Linked DNA regions of Mus musculus: region 2 is linked to region 1. The links are chromatin loops, found by intact Hi-C in ENCODE. Cell type or tissue: left cerebral cortex. All regions are shown on one strand.

Region 1 (2,500 bases):
CCACTTTTTTCTTAAACTTGCATGGATGGGCTGGGGATAGGAGTGGTGGGGTGCTGGCCTAGCATCCTTGCAGCCTGAGGCTCCATCCCCAGACCCTCCAGAAAGCTCCACTGTTGCTGACTCACTCTCTGTCTAGTGAAGCCTGTGATGGCCACCAGATCCACATGTGCATGGGAGCCTGAATCCACCTGAGCTCACTGAGAAATGAGGGAGAAGCCGGTGAGCTATGATAACTATCACTTTAGACATACCGCAGGGAGCGAATAGCTGAAATCCTTTCTTTTAGCTGTTTTCAGGTGATGTTATTACTAACCTGTGCTGCAGACTCACAGCTTCCAAGGCTGCAGTCCATGCTCACCAGCTTCAGTTTCTGGGCTGTATTTGTGATGAGGCACGTCATGGTGTGTTGCATATGGTGAGGCAGAACTCACTGAGAGGTATTCTGGGAGGAGAGAGGGATCGGGGTTCTAAATCCCTGTTGGGGGTCAATCCCCTGTGACTTCAGTTTCTTCACTAGACCCCACCCCTCACTGGTCCCATCCATCACTCCCGAACACCAGCACGGGCTTCAGCATGTAGCCTTCGGGGCTCATCTCAGCAGTCCAGACTTTAGGAGTTTTATGAGTACTTACCTGGACATTCACGGTCAGTGTGTGGAGATGCATATGACTGCAGATATGTGTATGTTTGCATGCAGGTGTGTGCTGAGCCAGAGGACAACCTTGGTGACCTTCCCCAGGTGCCCAAGGAGGTCACCAGCAGACCTTGCGGTGAGCTCTGCCTCACTTCCCAGAGGGGGGCTTTTTAAAATTTAAGTCTGAGAGACTTAAATTAAAGATTTATTAAATTAAATTAAAGATTTATTTATTTTATTTATATGAGAACACTGTGGCTGTCTTCAGACACTCCAGAAGAGGCATCAGATCCCATTACAGATGGTTGTGAGCCACCACGTGGTTGCTGGGAATTGAACTCAGGACCTCCGGAAGAGCAGTTAGTGTTCTCAACCGCCAGAGCCTTCTCTCCAGCCCGCAGGGAGCGCTCTTAACTATGAGCCTTGTTGGTTTAGCCCCAGCACACACTGCCTGCCACTGCTGGAATTTTACATTGGTTCTCAGGTCCTAAGCTTGTGTAACAAGCGCTTTACTGTGTGAGCTGTCTCCTCAGCATCATCCCCCTTAGTGTTTTTATGAGACACCATTTCCTTACTCCCGGGAACATTTGGCGATAATTTTACCTCAAACAGCGGAACTGTGTGTGTTTGTCTGGCTCCCCGTGTTGAAAAATGCATCCTTTAGAACCTTTTAGGAACTGCGTTTGCGGACCAGTGGTTTAGAACCGCCGGGTTCCCGCTTGAAGGTTCTGTGGCAGACCACCAGGAGGCGCTGTGGTCCACGAGCTGAGCAGGTACCAGGCCTCAGAAGCCGAAAACGCAGATCCCAGGTTGTGTCTCCTGGCCTTTCGCTTCCCAGCTTTAGGGAGCAGTGTTCTGAGACACTGGTCGCAGAGCCCTCAAGACGTCATTTCTCACCATACCAGTCCTCACACAAACCAGTTCTTTTTAAATGCGAAATGAATCTGGTAAAGATCAGTTGCAGGCAGGCTAGCTGGGCTTTATGCACAAGTTTGGAGACCTGAATTCAATTCCTGGAACCTGTGTAAATGTGCCAGGAGCGACACGGTTCCACATTACCGTCTGAACCCTCTCTGCATGCTGTGGCTCAGGTGTGAGAGCACTCACATACACAATAATAATAAAGGAAAAACTTCCAAGATCAATTGCAAGGGATTGTGGCTGTCTTAGTGGCTGGACTCTCGCCTGGCATGTGGACAGAGTTTGAATCCCAGGTCTATCAGGGTCTACGCGGCTGACCCTGAGAGCGGAAAACCTCGTCCTCTCTATGGTCTGGTTTCCTTGTCTGTAAAGTTGAGACAGCGATAGCATCCAGCTCTGGGTGGCAAACATTTCCTTTTGTTCGTGGGTCTATACATGTTTGTGCGTGCAGGCGTGTATACACACGTGAGCATGCATGTGGAGGTCAGAGGTCAATCACAAGCATAATTTCTCAGGAGACCTCCACTCTGGTTTTGTTTTGTTTTGTTTTGTTTTGTTTTGTTTTGTTTTGTTTTAGTTTTTAAAGAAAGGTCTCTCTCTGTAACCCTGGCTGTGCTGTTCACTATGTACACCCGGCCGACCTGAACTCACAGAAATCTACCTGCCTCTGCCTCCTGAGTGTTGAGATTAAAGACATGTGCCATTTATGCCTGGCTTCCACTCTGGTTTTTAACACAAGTCTCTCATTGGGTCCTGGGGCTCATCATTAGGCTAGCTGTCTGCTCTGCAGCCCCAGCAACCCTGGGATCCTCCGGTCTCCCCTCCCCCTCCCCCTCCCCATGCTAGGGATACAAGGCTGCAAGATGTCTGGCTTTTTCCATGGGTCCTGGGGATGAAGCTCAGGTCCTCATGCTCAGAAGGCTTTCCGCACTGATTCTTCTCTGC
Region 2 (2,500 bases), 51 kb after region 1:
CCTGGTGCCCAAGGAAGCCAGAAGATGGTGTTGGATTGCCCAGAACTGGAGTTACAGCTGGTTGTAAGTCACCATGTGGGCGCTGGGAATCCAACTGGGGTCCTTTGGAAGAACAGCCTACATTCTACCTTCTAAGCCACCTTTCTAGCTCCCCAAACTATTTCTTGGTACATCTGCTTTAGAAGTTAAGTTTCACATCCTATAATCCTGAAGCTACTACGTGTATAGAGCCTGAAACACTGCCCATACAAAGCCTCAATCCACAAGCAGGCAAGTTCACATGCATATGGTGTCTCAGGCAATGCCGTACTGTGGCCCCAAAAGAAAGAACCCAGATGCCCATTAAAAATAAAAAGAAAGAAAGAAAGAAAAAAGAAAGTGGACAAGCAAATTGTAGACTTTTCTTTATAGAGTATTATACAGCAAAGAAAATGTGTCACCCACAGGTTCTGCAGAATGATGCTTATTATGAGATCAAAAGGAGCAAAGCATAACTCCTGCCGAGGAAGGCATGCCAAGGTCATAAATAAAGCTAAAAGAATTAGCAGAATGCTCAGGCAGAAGTTATACTGGCACTGGCCCCCGTGTAGGCCTGTAGGCGGGTTTCTGGGGAGCTGGCTTCCAGGAGGGTTCATTCGCAGCAATTCCTCAACTTGTTCATTTGTGATTTATGTAGTTTTCTCTGTGTTCATGGAGTTTCCAAATAGGAAGAAAAAAAAAAAAAGCAGGTGGGGTGATCCAAGTGCCTTATAGAGCAGGGGCCAAACCGAGCTAGGCCAGCAGCCCCCGCCTAACACCCTAGGTCTCAGTGAGTGGTCTGCTCCTGGGAGCTCACACGGGGGCTGCCACCAGGATCTCCTATACATTAGCTTGGATTGGCCCCCTGGGACCCACAGCCTTCCTAGAAGTGCCCCAAACCATTCTTCTAGCTCATAAAAACTGTCTTCTGCTCAACAGACCCACATTTGTTCAGCGTCGGCCACCCGCACCAAGTCTCCAGACCAAACCCTCTGGTCTTTTAAGTTTCTTCCTTCCTGTTGGGCACGCCTCGTTCTAGGCAGCGACGCGGACCTCGGGTGGCAAGCAAGGTCCCTTGTGCCGGAGGACTCTGTCCCGACTTCCCCCTGCGCGCCTGGCCGCGCCTGCTCTCGCGCTGGTGATTGGTTGCGCGTGTCGCCGGGTGGGTCTTGCTCTAGGGCGCAGGGCCGCGATCTAGCCCCGGCTCCCGGCCGGGCAGCTCCCTCCTCGCACCCCGCACCTCTTCTTTCAGCGGAGCTGGGGGGAAGGGAGGGAGGCACCCGGGGGTGGGATGCTGCCAGGCTCTGCCGCAGCCCGAACCTCTGCCGAGCGGCGCGCACCGCCCTCCCTCGCTCGTTCGCTCGCTCTCTCGCCTCCTTCCCCCCGTGGGGAATTTTCAAGACTGCGCTGCTGCAATTTCCCCCCGGCCGAGGCTGCGCCGCGCCTGGCTGCGCGCACACACGCTTCCGCGCGCAGAGGAGCCGGCGGCTGCTGAATCAGGAGGAAAACAGATCGGCTTTTTTTCAAAGCCGGGGACCAGCGGCTCCCTGAAGCCTCCGAGCCCCGCCGCGCCCCTGCGCCCCGCTCCTCCGCCCTCTGCTCTCCAGTCGGGTTGAATTTGGGGGAGGGGCTGCAGCGTTTTCAGGAATTTTCTATTCTTTCCAGGTCTAGGAAAGTCAGCAAAACAGACGGACAAATCCTTCGCTGCCACCCTCTTCCTATAGCAAAGACCTGGTTTTGTTTTTTTGTTATTTAATTCTTTTCTTTTTATTTTATTTTATTTTTTTACTAATGGGCCGAGCCCACGCCTTTAGCAAGATGCCAAGCTGACCCGGACCTCGGAGGAATTTGAAGCCAGTCTCTGCGTCCAAGGGAGGGGGGACGTCCTTCGTTTAGACTTCGCGTTTTAAAGGGGGTGTGCATTGGAGCGTTGCTTTAAAAAAAAAAAAAGCTGATCTTTTTACACTATTTTTTTTAACTGATTTTTTTTTAACTGAAAAAAATTTTTTTTCTTCTTCTCCGGAGTGGGTGGCCGGGGATCGCCTGGATCGCGTCCCCGGTTATTTTTGCCGCGCCCCTCCCCCGCGCCCCGCCCCCGCGCCCTCCCCCGCACCCCTCCTCCCGCCCGGGGTCACCGCCTCTGCCGGCATGTCCCGAGCCGCGCTCCCCGGCTCGGCCGGGCCGTCCCGCTCGTGAGCCCCCCGAGCTGAGGCCGGGCGCCGCCGCCCGATGGGCTGGGCCGTGGAGCGTCTCCGCAGTCGCAGGTGCAGCCGCCGTCCCCACAGCCCGGCCAGCCTGAGCAGCGGCGGCGGTGGTGGTGGTGGTGGTGGCGGTGGCCGTGGCTTCCGCAGCGCTCGCCGCAGCAACAGCAGCCGCCGCGTAACCCGAGGCCCTTTGCTCTTTGCAGAATGGCCCGCTTTGGAGACGAGATGCCGGGCCGCTACGGCGCAGGCGGAGGAGGCTCAGGGCCGGCCGCCGGGGT

What was found. Peaks named below come from ENCODE experiments on the same cell type or tissue, not always from the same donor. Only the 100,000 strongest peaks of a DNase experiment are listed, where the experiment ranks them.
Region 2: a loop joins it to region 1, with 2.1 times the contacts of the local background. A loop is called at or near these places in 5 of 42 quality-filtered maps.

Annotation. Positions count from the first base shown.
Region 1 is chr8:84,362,532-84,365,031 of GRCm38, forward strand. It overlaps a transcript of Cacna1a not described here. Among named protein-coding and RNA genes, the nearest start is that of Gm23626, 17 kb to the right of the region's middle. In left cerebral cortex, a CTCF peak has its summit at 1,378 (motif pointing right); a DNase peak (open chromatin) is centred at 1,375.
Region 2 is chr8:84,413,219-84,415,718 of GRCm38, forward strand. Cacna1a (calcium channel, voltage-dependent, P/Q type, alpha 1A subunit) reads left to right here and starts at 2,146. Exons shown (of 47, transcript NM_007578.3): 1 at 2,146-2,500. The coding sequence starts at 2,427. In left cerebral cortex, no CTCF peak of the experiment used is centred here; DNase peaks (open chromatin) are centred at 1,343, 1,870 and 2,421; H3K4me3 peaks cover 1,605 bases; H3K27ac peaks cover 1,523 bases.